Regions from separate parts of the Homo sapiens genome. Here region 2 is linked to region 1. The links are chromatin contacts, found by Hi-C or POLR2A ChIA-PET in ENCODE. All regions are on one chromosome and are shown on one strand. The core of a region is the stretch at or near the end of the contact, and the rest is flanking DNA. Distances in the headings are between cores, read along the strand shown. Region 1 has its middle 20 kb from the start of LINC01480. Region 2 overlaps HNRNPUL1 (heterogeneous nuclear ribonucleoprotein U like 1).

Region 1 (7,479 bases), core at 4,888-7,387:
ATCACTTGTTTTTAAATCCATGATGTTTTATTTGAAATGTTGTTTCTAAAGATACATTTTCTGGTTATACTTTTATTCTTCTAATTTAGCACAGTGGCCACAAAACATGGTCTGTGCAGTGCATACAATCGATGAGTAATTTCTGAGCTGTAGTATTTGGCATAATATATGGCAAAATTTCCTAAGTTTTCCATGTGTGCTTTAAAAAACTTCCAGTAAAATACATAAATCTGTTAGATCAAGCTTCTCACATTGTTCAAATAGTCTATATGTTTACTGATTCATTTGACTGCTTGATTTATCAATTACAGGTAGGAATGTATTCAAATCTCCTATTAAAGTGTGACACTCAAGTGGCTTTTTAAAGACAGAGATGCCAAACCAATGAATACATGATTTTCCCCAAAGCCTGCACAAATTCTCTAATGAAATTTTACCATGAAAGTTTGTTTAATTAAGGCTTACTAAAGCAGTATGTTGTCTTTTACTTTTTAAACAGAGAATATATATTTTAATACATCGTTTAAGTTTATGATTAATTATCTATTACTGAGGATAAGAATCTTTGCCTGTGCTCATTCAGCATTTGCACTTCATTTATGATCTGCCTTCTCATAGCTTCTGTTAATTTTTATACTAGAGACATTTATTTGTTTGTATAAATGTTGAAGGTTTTTTTTTGTTGTTGTTGTTTTTGAGTCAGAGCCTCGCTCTGTCACCCAGGCTGGAGTGCAGTGGCATGATCTCGGCTCACTGCAGCCTCCATCTCCTGGGTTAAAGTGATTCTCCTGCCTCAGCCTCCAGAGTAGCTGGGACTACAGGCATGTGCCACCAAGCAAGGCTAATATTTTGTATTTTTAGTAGAGATGGGGTTTCGTCCTGTTAGCCAGGGTGGTCTCGATCTCCTGACCTCATGATCTACCTGCCTCGGCCTCCCAAAGTGCTAGGATTACAGGTGTGAGCCACCGTGCCCAGCTGGGTTTTTTATATTATAAGGAGATGTAATAGATAGATAGATGTTTCAAAGATAGTCAAATGTTTTTAAAATTTAAAACACTTTTTTACAGGTTGACTTTCACCATTTAATTTCATCTATGTGTTTTGCCTTAGAGAAATTTTAAATGCTATGTAGATCTCATGACTTATAATTATGAAGCATTTTGTTTTCTGTTTTCCACGAAACTTAGCTTAACTTTGAGCATATAATAGTTGTAAAGGTAGGAGAGTAACACTGAAAAAAGGAATTGCATTAAAATGGCACATTTTCTGTAGAGTTGTTTATCGCCTGAAAATAGGCCCCATTTCATGGAAGTAAGATGATCAGGCTCAGGTCCCCAGACGAAACTCTTGGCATGGTTTTTGGAGATAGTCCAGGGCTCAGTACTGGCTCTATCATTTGCTACTTCTCCCAAAGTAACCAATATCTCATCCACCCTGAGCCCATTTCCATATCTCTAACATGAGGATAATAGCATCTACCTTACACACCAAGTAGAGGGATCAAATGTAGGAACTAAATCAAAGTACCAGCACTGAATAACCTACATCCTCCCACTTCCCAAAAGGAAGAGAGATGTATCCCCTGTTGACAAACGAGACCATTTTGCAGGAGAGAAAGGAAATGCCAGTTCACTTGCAATGTAAACATGCTCTCTCTTTTTAGGGATGTCCAGGGACCTGAGAGAGAACCCATGCTTACCAAAGAGTTTCTAGTTCCAGACACACAGGACTAGAAGGGTGACAAGTATGGTTTTCAGGGTCCCTGAATCCACCCAGTCCTCACAGAAACTCCTAAAAGCTGTCGATTGACAGCGTTGAGTTCACAGCTCTGGTCCTCACATGCTGATACTGCTTGTGATATCGAACCCGACAGGACCCCACATCACAATTGATTTACCAACTACAATATAATACCTCCTGAATCTCCAAATTGGCTCACCCAGGAACAAAGGCTTGGGGTAAAACTGGATTAGGAGATATAAGCTCTGAATTTTCTGAGGGTGAGACACACAAGGATTCTAAGTGACACGCCACAGAGTAACGGGTCTGTGACTGGAGGACCCACAGATTTGTCTTACTGGAGACACCACATGCACACAAACTCCATCCTTAGCTGTGGAAACAAGGGTCTTTTGCTATCTTAGCCGAATTCTGGGAGTAATTTTTGGAGGGGAGGAGATCTTTGGGATTGCCTCTTTCAGGCCCTTTACAAAAATACCTACTTCTTAAATGGTAAAGCTTACACTAAACTGAAAAAATTACATCCTTGGCTTTTTATGAAGTAGGTGTTGGATTGAATCACTACTGGAAGAAGTATGGCATCGCAAATTCTAAGCAGTGGTCAAAGGATGGATCTGTTAAATTAGAAAAATCTCTAAATTTATAAAAAGATTTTAGATTCCTTTATTCTAAACAATTGACCTATTTGTACTCATGGGACAATCAAATTTCAAAGGAGATATGTAACGATTTCATGGCTTGCATTAAAAATCCTTCTGATAAAATTAAAGATAAAAAATCTGACCCCCTGCCAAAAAAATCTTTTGAAGTTCATACTGCCTGCTTTCAATATTCTGTGGGATTCACAATGAAAGGTGCCTTATATTGTGGCCTAGCTTCAAGTTTATGCCTTCGCCACCATGGCCTGGGTTCAATTCCCAGTCAGGGCCCCAGCGCCTTTGGTTTAATGTTTGCGTGGCATTTGACTTTTTTACCTATTTAGTATTGGTGAGATTACCTTTGGTAAAAAAAAGTTTAAAGAGTGGAAATCGCAATTCTTTGTGTTGGCTAAAATCTGATTATAAGAGATCTGGAAGGTTTTATTTTTCTTTTTCAAAGAGCTCTATGGTCAGAAGTCGGCTTCATGAAAAGCTAATATTTAATTATATGTACATACAGTCTTTCTGGATTTTCTCTTTTGCCTCCTGTTTTGAAAAATATTTGGATTTGAGTGAAACTCCGTTTTAGAAATTAATTGCTTGGTACAATATACCCATGTAACTACCCTGCACATGTACCCCCTGAATCTATAATAAGAGTTGAAATTTTGACAAAATAAAATTAGATTTTGAATTAAAACAAATAGGTGCTTGGTTCCTCTGCTCACTTCTTTTTAAAAGGAATTCCTCTCCCATGTACTTCTTCTTTTCCCTTCTTTACCTTCCTTTTGGCATCTTTGGTATCACATGAAGGGATCTAGAGGGAATTTTAAGTGACTCTGAAATTCCTTGAGAAATACACAAAAAGATCCCACTCACCCCTTTTGGGGGTCTCCTGTTCTCCTTGTGGAGTCCAGAGTCAGGGACAGGCTCCTCCAGGTCTGCAGCTCTGCTCTCTTTTATTTCATCTTGGCTGATTGCTTTGGTTTTGTGAGTACCAGGCATTACTTTGTACTGTGAGAGACACGTCCTTTGTGAGTGCAACGGCTGCTGGGTCACTGGTGAGGGCTGCAGTTTGGAGATGGCTGAGAGCCGTTGCAATAAATGGTTGTGATTGCAGGGGGCTCCTTGTTTCTTTGCAAGTTTAGATGAGAAAGGTGCAGTTTGGACACAGTTTAAAGGCTGTGAAAACACCACCAATGAATATGATTTCCTTTGGGGATGGTCTGATTAAAAGTGGGCTGATTGTTGCTGTGCTACTAGCCTTGAAGACATGTTTCTACAGCATTGTGCAGTGTGGAAAAATTGTGTGGCTTGGTCTTGTGGCATGTCCCTTCTTTTAGAGACCTCAGATTCAATGTGAAATTCGGGATTTTTGATTTTCAAAGATCTAGATGCCCTGCCTTCCAGATGTGCCTACTCTTCACATATTTTAAAATTAGATCCTATAAACTGCAAATACTTTGTTGGCTTCTGTGAGATCAGAGGTCCAGTTAGAAAAGGAAGACAGTTTGTTAAAATTAAAAACTATTTATCTAATCTAACTAGATTGGCCTCCAAATATGACTTTCTGACATTCAGCTGGTTACTCTGAAAAGATTTCTAAATCTCTTGAGGCTCATCTATATGTTTCCTTGCAAAGAAAAAAAAAAAAAAAAAAAAGCAAGCCCAAGCACTAGTAAGAAAAAGATTTGCAATGTTTCATGAAAGGAGTAGATGAGTGAAGCATTTATTTGTAGATACTGGGTTGGATACCTGTGCAAAGAAGAAGAGGTCAATAATAAAAATTGCCAGGGGATTTCTTGGAACTTAACAAGCTGAATTAAATATAGAAATGTCAGGAAATCAAGGCAGGAAATACTCACTTGTGGTTAGGCAGACAGGGCAGGGTTCTGAGCTTGAGATGGAGCAAACAGTTGTGGTGGGTGAAGTTCACATGCTTTAGAGCTCAGCTGTCCTAGTAAAGAAGCCTAAGAGTCTCTAAAGCTCTTATGAGAAGATGGATTTTTTTTGCCTAGATTAAAAGGTTAAAGAATTGCTTTAAGTTGGATAAAATAAAGCTAAATGTTTAAGCAAGTTGTGAAAGGTTTATGAAAAAATTAATTAAAATATTTTTGTGTGTAAACATATTGACTAAAGTTGAAGGGGTATAATTCAGCATTTCTGTAAATTGAGCATTGAAATAAAAACACAATGGGTTTCTCTTAGAGCACTAACCTGCTCTTTAACAAAAATTGTAAAGGGTTATAGAAAGTCTATAAAAATGTTACCTTATGGTCAAACATTAAAATTGGGTAAATATGTCTATCAGGTTTTATTAAGAATTAGGTTTAACATTAATAGTACACTAATGTAAAGGTGAAATTTGGCTTATTTGGTACAAAAATCATACAGGAAGCATTGTGAAATATAAAATGATTTTTAGCTTTCTTTGGGCTATATTTCTATAAATATGTTATTGATGAGGGTTCCAAAGTTATGGGAGACTCCTATAATTCTGCTATATCTCAGTGTACATTATCAGTCATAATTATAATTGTCATGTTAAATTATTGTGGGCCACAGAGGTAACAGATTTCCTTGTCAATTGTGTCTTTGACTATGACTACCCTAAAACGTTCAGTCACCCATATACACATGTTACCTTGTTTTGGCCCTCTTTAGAAGGTAATTTTATAATCAGCTATAAAGCCCTAACAGGTGCTCTTAAATGCAAATTTTGATAACTTTGGAGATTGTGACATCAGAAGAGAGGAAAAATGTTCGGGACACTTGGAGAGCTAAAATGTTCATTGATATCAAGCAGGACAGGAATTAACTGCATGAAGTGAACTAATAGGAGGCTGAAGTGATCTTTTTGACTTTTTGCTTAAAACGTTGCTGATCCTTTGTTTTGCTTTTCAGAGTCAAGGCAAATTTTCTTTTGAGCTATTGACAGCTTTTAACGATTAATCAAAATATACTCCTATGAACACCATTTGGAGCATTATTTGTTTCTCTCTACCCGATTTCCCCAGAATTTGGAAACTATTTGTGGGTATTCTTAATTTATGGCAATATAGTTATTTGCATAAGTGCAATAAGAATGTGTTTTCTTTGGTAACAGGACACAATTTGAAAAACTGGTTATTTTACCAAGGTTTTGACCAGAATGCTGTGCTTTCCTTTAAGGAATCAAACTTGACTTGTGGAGCTAATAAAGCCTTTGGAAAACTGACCTTATATCCTGTGAACACAGTCCCTGTACAGGGTTACTGATCTGTGGGAAGAAAAGAATGTCACATTCTGACAGGTCAGGAATCCCAAGTTATCTTGAAACTTCAAGAGGACAGGAATTCACCCAACCATATGTATTTGATGGTAGAAATCCATGGCAGGGGCTCAGCTTTAAAAAGTCTTATCTCAGATTCCTTCTATAAAACAAAGTCCCATTAAAACCAATTTTAAAAGCCTATGTGAAAAATAATTATTCTTGCTGCACCTCGTACAAATAAAGTGGCAAAGCATAATAAAGCAAATTGGTCCTGTCGTAATTTGTCTTTAGTAAAAACGGGAAACTGGGGTCGGGTGCAGTGGCTCACTCCTGTAATCCCAGCACTTTGGGAGGCTGAGGTGGGCAGATCATCTGAGGTCAGGAGTTCAAGACCAGCCTGGCCAACACGGTGAAACCCCATCTCTACAAAAATACAAAAATGAGCCGGGCATGATGGCGGGTGCCTGTAATCCCAGCTACTCAAGGGGCTGAGGCAGGGAAGCGGAGGTTACAGTGAGTCAAGATCGTGCCACTTCACGACAGCCTGGGTGACAGAGCAAGACTCCATCTCAACAACAACAACAAAAAAGGGTAACTGGAGAGAGGGAAGTTATGTTTCAAAAACTTTTGGAAACTATAGTACACCTGTTTTTAAATTCTAGTCTGGCATTCAGTTTTTATTATTTTCTACAGTTTGGGTTAAATTCGTATTTCTCTGGCTACAAGTCTCCTAAATAATCTTTTCATTTGTTTCCTTTTTCTTTCCCTTTTTCCCCATTTTTCTTAATTGGAAATCACTGAAACCTAAGCTGTGCTTTCTTAAAGCCCTGTGAACTGAAGACTAGACAACCGAAACTTCTGAAGGAAGTAGCAGCAACCTATTTATATGTGTTGCTGTTGCCTACTATTATGTTTTAGCAGGTGCTGCCTCTACACCCCCGAAACAGAGAGTGCTACTGGGAACAAATCGACTTTTTCCACTCCAGTGCTGCATTCGGTGCCCCATAACGATGACCCCCTCTCAGCAGGAAGTAGCCAGAAAGATTACAATGCTCCATCTCCCTATGATTCTTGTGATAAATAAATATACAAGCATGATAGAAATCATGCGCAAATTGACAGTGGGGATTGTGGCAGGCCAGATTTCACTAATGGAGGTCCCCATCACAACTACTTCAGTACTGACTGAGTGGTTAAGTTCAGTATCAAAAGCTGAAAGTGCCAGCGCCTTTCTACAAAGGCTAGAATGTAACAAAAGCCCACCAAGGGTTTTACCTAGGCCTTTCCTGGGCCTTACAGCATGACAAAACAAAGAAGGAATTCTTAACCAGACCTGTTTAGGATTAAACAAATTTAATTGGGGGTCTGAAGAAACTCGCCAGGCCTCCACAAACAAGTTCATTGGGGGTCTAAAGGAACCCCCCCCAAACCTCTGTGATTGAGCAGGAGACAAGGTCAGGGTAATAGCCCCAGCACCTGGACTCATTTAGATTTAAGTAAATGTACTGAGGCTCCAGAGAAAGGTCTCCAAGACTTAGACTAGAGTTACAGATTAAAAGAAGTTAATCACTTATATCTTTAGATAAATGCACACTGACACGTAGACATACATCTTAGAAAATATATAAGCTCTGGAAAACCTTGTAATTTACAGTTGGTCTGGAGATATTTTCTGGGCCTTCTCTCTGTAACCGGTTCCAGAAATAAAAAACTCTCTTCCTCCCCAGTTTATCTGCATCTCGTTATTGGGCCGTGAGAAATAGCAGCCAGACCCTGAGTTTGGTCTGGGAACACACTGGCTGGGCTTCCTGCCTGGCGGTAGAGCTTCACTGTCCTCCTTCCCAGCCA
Region 2 (7,060 bases), core at 4,303-6,802, 260 kb after region 1:
TATGCAGGAAGGAGATGCTCAAGGAGAGGAAGCTGGCAGGGTGCGGTGGCTCACATCTGTAATCCTAGCACTCTGGGAGGCTAAGGCGGGTGGACCACGTGAGGTCAGGAGTTCAAGACCAGCCTGACCAACATGGAGAAACCCCATCTCTACTAAAAATACAAAATTAGCCGGGCGTGGTGGTGCTTGCCTACAATCCCAGCTACTCAGGAGACTGAGGCGAGAGAATCGCTTGAATGCCGGGAGGCAGAGGTTGCAGTGAGCCGAGATTACACCATTGCACTCTAGCCTGGGCAACAAGAGCAAAACTCCGTCTCAAAAAAAAAAAAAAAAAAAATGAGAGGAAGCTAAGCACTGGTGACAGCCATGAACGAGTCACATCTAGTCCTCTTCAGACCTGGCCAAAGATGTAGCCCCCATTTCCAATAGATTTTGATCTAGATCCTATTTCCAAGGAGCTCATGGTCAGATGGGGGAAGGTTCACAAAAATGACAGCAATGTGACAGAATGTGCACTGTGATATGCAAATGGGCAAAGGGCTTCATAACCAGCGTCCAGGGAGTGGGAAAGTGGGAGCGTTTCTGAGGTCTCCGTGTCTGACTTGTTTCAAGTTTTCTACCAGAGTATAACTCACAGCTGGAGCTCAGAAAACTTCAGTTGCTGATTGAATAAGCAGTCAAAGCCCAGCCCCAACCTGGGAACAGAAAGTGGAGAGTGCTGTGTGTGAGATGTCTCACCTCCTCGGTAGTTGCCTCCTCCACCGCTGCCTCCCCCTCGGTTCTGGAAGCCGCCACGGTTGCCTCCAGGGGGTCCTCGGTTTTCATAGCGCTGGAAGCCACCACCACCCCCGCGGCCCCGGAAGCCACCACCACCTCGGTTGTCAAAGCGCTTTTCAGGGGGTGGCCCAGCCTTGCGGCCTTCCTCGTTGTACTGCCTCACTAGCTTGTCCGCTTCCTCCCGCTGCAGCTCAATGAACAGAACCTCATCCAGGAAGTCCCCAACATCTGGCAACGTGAAGTTGGCTAGGAGGAAGGAAGTGCCCCAAAGAGAACAAGAAGAAGAGGTCAGTACCTTCTGAAGTCTGGTCCCCTCCACCCAGAAGAGTGGCCTTCCAGAAGGGAGAAGGTGAAGAAAACTGGAATAGTGAATAAGAAAGACATAGACAGAAGGGCGGGCGCGGTGGCTCACGCCTGTAATCCCAGCACTTTGGGAGGCCGAGGCGGGTGGATCACCTGAGGTCAGGAGTTCAAGACCAGCCTGGCCAACATGGCAAAACCCCATCTCTACTAAAAATACAAAAATTAGCCAGGCATGGTGGTGGACACCTGTAGTCCCAGCTACTCGGGAGGCTGAGGCAGGAGAACTGGGTGAACTCAGGAGGCGGAGGTTGCGGTGAGCCAAGATCGCACCACTATACTCCAGCCTGGGTGACAGGGCAAGACTCCCTCTCCAAAAAAAAAAAAAAAAAAAAACAGAGAGAGAGAGAAAGAGGTAGACAAAGCCCCAACCCCTCAGCCTGCTAAGTGTCAGGGGCTAACAAAGACTCCTCCGTTTTCTGAAGAGGTGGCTAAGACCCACCTAGACACAGTGCACAGCTCCCTCAGGCCTCACCCCAGGGAATGGGTCAGACAGATGGCATCACCATCCCTATATTTACAGAGAAACAAACTGAGGCCTGCCCACAGTCAGCCCATCTGGGACCAGAGGCAGGGTGAGCACACAGGACTTTCAGCTTTAGCTCCCATACATCCTTTCCCTTGTGCTGCCCCAGCCCCATCCAGCCTGAAAACCCCAACATAAGACAGATGGGTAGCTTTTCCATTCACAGCTGTGGTAGACAAGGAAGGGACAAAGCAGAAGCAAAGAAAGAGTAAGATCAAAAAAGAAATCACTGGGGAGCCAGGGAAGGACAAACTGAGTAAAGAGCTTCTTCTCTCCAGGACCCTGCATTGACGTTCCTCTGGGAAGCACTCATTTCCTACCTTTCATTTCTAAGACCGCATGATCTGGGACATCCTTCCCTTCCTCGTCGGTTCGCTTTATTGTTCGGTCTTTTAGGTCCTCGTCAGTGGGACAAATTACAATAGCTTTGCGCTGGAAGCCTTCAAATGGTCTCATTTTTCGTCTCTGGGCTGACCCATAAACATTTGTCTAAGGGTAAGGTAACAGAAGAGGCAAGAGATGGTACATTAAGAGTTGGTTTTTTCCTCTGAGGGGTATTATGTAGGCCAGGGACTGAGAAAAGGATATCAGTGCTCCTTGTAAGCAGAGAAACTCAGGAAACAGCTCTTCTTTACTTAGAAGATTCTTGAGTCACCCTCAGCAAATGAATTGACTTAGGTAAGTGGCTGCAGACAGGCACAGGGCAAAGGATTCCTAATGGTTGGGACTTTGCTTTTTAATCCTATTTGTTCTTGGTACTGGACCTTACAATTTCTTTTCCCTATTCTAAAAGCTAATACATACTCTTGGTAAAAAAATTCACAGTATAAGGCATAAAGTTTAGAGGAAAAACCCCTGTGTTCCCTTAGTGCCAGCCCTACTTCCCAGAGAGAATGAAGAATGAATTTCTTCCGTGCACTTTTAGAAATATCTATGTGATTTTTTTACACAAAAAGAATTGTATTATGCACATCCTCCTGAGGCTTTTTCATGTAACGTGAAACTTTCTCTGAAGTTTTTCTGTGCAGTATTCTTTTTTAATGGCTGTGTAATACCTATAGATTAGCTATGCTACTAATTAACCAGCTCCTTTGGACAGTTTTGTAGTTTGTTCTTATTAACATTGGTTCTTTTATTCCCTCAGTCCTTCTCTGAAACATCAGCCTCACCCACAAGCTTCTAACCAGCAAGCTCTACACATCAGGAGACTCTGCTTTTCGCAAGTGCAGTTTTGCTCCTAATGTTTCCTTCCCTTCCTCTAAGTGATGGCAGGTGTGTCCTGGGCTGGTGCTGGCAGAGCGGTGCTCTAGCACATATGTGGTTGAGAGCAGTAACAACATCGGCTTCCATTTACCGAACACCTCCTTCATGTCGGGCCCTTTGGGAATGGGGCCTACCTCTGTTGGATTCAGGGTTCCATAGACTCAGCCTGTATACTTGAATCACGAGGACACTACTTAAAAAGTGAGCAGCTCAAACTTCATTTGAGACTTCCTGAGCCTGAACCTCTAGAAGTAAGACCCAGGCACCTATACAGGTACCCTCCCTATGGAAACTCAGGAACTCAGCAGAAACGGAGTAAGGAGTTTTTAACTGCATTTAAACAATTTTTTAGTGGCTCTAATAGGGACCCAAGAAAGAAGCCACAGATGGGGAAAACAGTCTGTAAAGGGGTATATACAAATGGACCAAAAAAAAAAAAATGTATTCTGAAGATGTGGCCTGCTTGGGTGCAAAGAGTCTAGGGTCAAGTCCTGGTGTGGCTACTAACATACCTTGGCCAGTCCTTATAGTTGCCTCATCTGTAATACGGGGTTGAAAAGCCTCCCTCCCTGGGCTGGCAAGGACTGAGTAAGAGAATGTCCATAAAGCAATTGACAAAGTGCAAGAAACTACTCAAGTAGGGGGACACAGGTGGCCTCCAGGGCAGAAGACACCTTGACAGGAAGCGGGCAGTGCACTGGGATGGCCCAGCCTCAGCCTGCTCCTCTGTAAAATCAAGCCCTGAAAAGGGAAAACGGCATGGATGTCTTAGGGTTGCTGTGAGGACTGAATGAGTCCACGTGAGTAAAAGCCCTCGTCTAAGCCCAGGCCCTGGCTCATAGCCAACACTCAACAACTGTGAGCTGCCATTGATGTGGTCATCACTGGGTAGATATTTATACTGTCATGTTGACTTGAAGCAACTCAGACCAAAGAAAAGGTTAAGCTTATAGTGACCTCCCAAGCAGAAAAGCAGGAACAGTGAGACAGGGTGGAATGAACACAGGCTTTGGGGAAGAAACTTGGGCTTGAAATCCCCGCTGTGCCCTTTACTATTTGTGAGACTCAGACAAGTCCCCAAGTAGCCTGAGTCTCAAATTTCCTCGTCTGAAAGACAAGGATCATCACCCTCGTCCTGGCTCTGGAGAGCATTTGCAGATGTAAAAATCTCTGGCTAGTGCCAAAGGAGTGGGCAGTGAAAAGTCAACACCCAGAGTGGATCTGAAAATAAGACCTACAGGACTGACTATCCAGGAGAGGCTTCCCAATGGAAAATACCAAGGAAAATTGAAGCTTGAGGAAAAAACAAGGTTTCAAGAGATCGTCTTCTAAGACATAGGAACAGGGTGCTGGATGTGGATTAGCCAGGGGCCAAGGACTCCAGCACAAATCTGCTGGAAGTTCTGGGGCCGTGGGTGCAGTTGCTTAAACTAACCAGATCCTCTGGCCCTGAAACACGCGCCAGGAAAAAATGTTCTTCCCTGTCCCCCAGGGAAAGTGTCCCTACCCTCACGAAGGAGGATGTGGGCAGTCATGTGGGTGACAGGCACACACATACTGTTCTTGGGGTCTTGGACACCGGCCCACAAAGAGCACTTGGGCCACAAATGGTTTGAAAAGGAACATCATGTTACAGAGGAAAAGTTAAGTCCCCTCTCCCCACTACTCTTCTTTGACTCCATTCCTAAAACCAAAGCAGAACGTGGCATCTGGTCATAGGAAGAAAGAGTTTGGCTTCCTCAGCTAAATATAATTTTCTTCTGACACAAAAGCTCAGAGTAGGTAGGTGCCAGGGTGAATATGGCCCCAGACCATTCTGCATTTTTTTTTTTTTGCCCCTAAGTGATCCTACTTTGATTCCTCTGAACTGCGAGGGCATGGAGTGACAGTCCTGGAGGTCTTCCATGTGGTACAACTGCCCTGTCAATGTCCTGATGAGGGGACAGAGAAGAGAAGCAATGCTGCCAAGACGGCTAGCCCCTGCAGCTTCATGGGATGAGAGGAATGGAGGTGGAGCAGATTGGACTTATAAATAGCTGGCCTTTGTCCTTGGAAGTGGGTAGACTCAGAGATGGCTTCTCAGGCACTTTGGAATTGAGGTGCTGAGAATCAACTCAGCAGTGGTTTTTAAGACTGCACCTCCCTCCACTTACTCCTTCGTTTGGGGAAGGGAAGAAGAGTATCTAAACCACACCAGCAGAAATGCAAATACTTGGCTTTCCTGGAGGAAAGGGAATTAGCTGCTGGTGGCTGTTGCCACAGCAAACACAGTGAGGTCACAGCCCCTGGGCCAGCCCAGCACTTCTGTGGTCGCTGGGGGCTGCTGGCAGCTGTTGCTATGAGACCAGCACAACAGCTAGGTCAGCTTTTCCAGCTGCTTTGGTTCCCTCTGCCTAGCTTCTGCTTCTCCCAGTCCCACCCTGCTTGAAGATGTTGATTCCAAGAGAAAATGTGGCTGTCTGTGTTCCCTGAACCCTGTGACATGGACTAAGGGACAAGAGTTGGGTTTCTCAGAGAAGCTATATGGGGAGTTTTGGTGTATAACAGTCTGAGGGAGGGAGGAGGGAACACAGCAGGTACGAATGATGATGTGACAGCCCAGGATCTCTCAAGCCCCACTGTCCCTGTCTACTCTCACTTGTCACAGCTCACCAGGGTCATACTGGCAGCAGGAGAAACCTAGCTAGATCTGAGGAGCAAAGTGAAGGCTGATGAGGAAAGATTTACTTTGGGCTCAGAGTGAGGTGAATTCCAGTCAAAAGAACCACATTTATAGGAAGAGAACTGGCTGGTGTGTCAAGAATGGAATGGGCTTCAGGCTCTAGGGATGGCTGGCTGGGGATGAAGGAAAGAAACATCCTTCCTCCAAGGCCTGCAAATAAGACACAGGTTACGGTGGGAGACTATTCTAGCCCTGGGTTTCTGTTTCAGGCGAAAGTGTGGCACCTGCTGACCAGGATGCAAATGAGGACTAGAACGACATGTTCTGACTGTGACGTCAACCCATCCAGCCCTGATTCTAACTGATGCCTGGCCTGGCTCTAGCTGTTAGAGCCCTCTAACGGAACTCCCAGGCAACAGTGCCCTACTCTGGGGTGGGCTTGGGCAACATGGCCCTGCGGAGGCTCCCCAGAAGCCTCCAGAAAGGCAACTTGTTTGCCTCACAGCAGGCCAGTCAGTTCCTGTTCTGTACTCCATTTTGAGGCCCTCTGGGACAAGGCCAGAAAGCATCTCATTCCAGAGGCTTCCCACCTCCAACAGAGGACCCCAAAGAGACACCTGAAGCAATGTGGCCTTCTACTCCACCTTTCTCTCTCCTCTGCAGCCTTTTACTAGCCAGGCAAATTTATCCACATTCCTCCGGATGAAAACCTAACCATGACTCCCCACTCTCCTCAGGACAAAGCCCCAACTCTTTTAATCATCCTCTGTGCCCCGACTCAGACATTCCACCTCCAGAAAGCTTCCCCAAATTCCCACCATGGCCCCAACCATTCTAGACTATGGCTGTTTGGGAAGTCAGCAGAGCTGTGATCTATCAGTACACTGAGTGCGTGACTTAGCAGTCCTATAGTCCTCTGCAGAGGCTTCAGCTTCCTCTCTGGTCTACCTCTTTTTCCTCTTCTGATGTTCCACAGCTGTGATGCCCACATCATCTCAAAAGGCTACTCAGGTTATCACAGAATGTAGGTCAAAGCCCCGATATACCTGAGAGTTTGTGCCCAATCACATACATCCCAGGGTAGGAGTTAGAGTCCTGGCCAGACAAACACAGAATCCTGGCTTACAAAGGCCCACCTGGCTTCTGCAGACAACCTCTCCTTCCCTCTCAAGGATGAGCATTTCTAAGGCCAACCTACATAACAGGAGGCTGGAAGAGCCAAATCTGGGGAGATCTGACCACTCAGGAAAAACCAGTAAAGGCAAAAGATGGTTCTGGGCTGAGATCCAGGAACTGCAGGGATTTTGCCTGTAGTATGGGTTTCCCCTTTGGAAATTCCACCTAGCCCAGGAGACAGCTATGCATCATCAACTTACCTGTCACCGCCAAAGCTGGTGGAATGGAAGTGCCAGGATTGGCCAGGGGCCTGCTCTGAACCCTCTATACACAAACACACAACTTCCCCCTCCCTC

The links. A loop is a pair of places that touch in the nucleus more often than their neighbours do. ChIA-PET counts read pairs that join two places held with the same protein, here RNA polymerase II (POLR2A). Pooled maps may share reads with other maps.
Region 2: a pooled map shows a loop between it and region 1 (2.5-fold over the local background). The contact joins two enhancer-like sites. A Hi-C loop is called at or near these places in 2 of 168 maps with a recorded cell type or tissue (heart left ventricle and naive thymus-derived CD4-positive, alpha-beta T cell), 1 of 37 single-sample maps with no recorded cell type and 9 of 50 pooled maps. POLR2A ChIA-PET finds 5 or more read pairs at or near these places in 7 of 52 experiments (B cell, CD4-positive, alpha-beta memory T cell, GM12878 and 3 more).

What each region holds. Positions count from the first base shown.
Region 1 is chr19:41,551,864-41,559,342 of GRCh38, reverse strand. It overlaps a transcript of CEACAM21 not described here. Among named protein-coding and RNA genes, the nearest start is that of LINC01480, 20 kb to the right of the region's middle. Within about 2 kb of position 6,137, at least 5 of the 41 ENCODE cell types and tissues checked have a DNase peak (open chromatin) inside an H3K27ac peak, as active enhancers do; they include B cell, where a contact is called at or near this core.
Region 2 is chr19:41,296,628-41,303,687 of GRCh38, reverse strand. It overlaps HNRNPUL1 (heterogeneous nuclear ribonucleoprotein U like 1), which reads right to left. Exons shown (of 15, transcript NM_007040.6): 11 at 1,984-2,152; 12 at 739-1,023. Among named protein-coding and RNA genes, the nearest start is that of CCDC97, 10 kb to the left of the region's middle. RefSeq lists enhancers at 708-1,047, 2,001-3,200 and a silencer at 5,150-5,444. Within about 2 kb of position 5,552, at least 31 of the 41 ENCODE cell types and tissues checked have a DNase peak (open chromatin) inside an H3K27ac peak, as active enhancers do; they include B cell, where a contact is called at or near this core.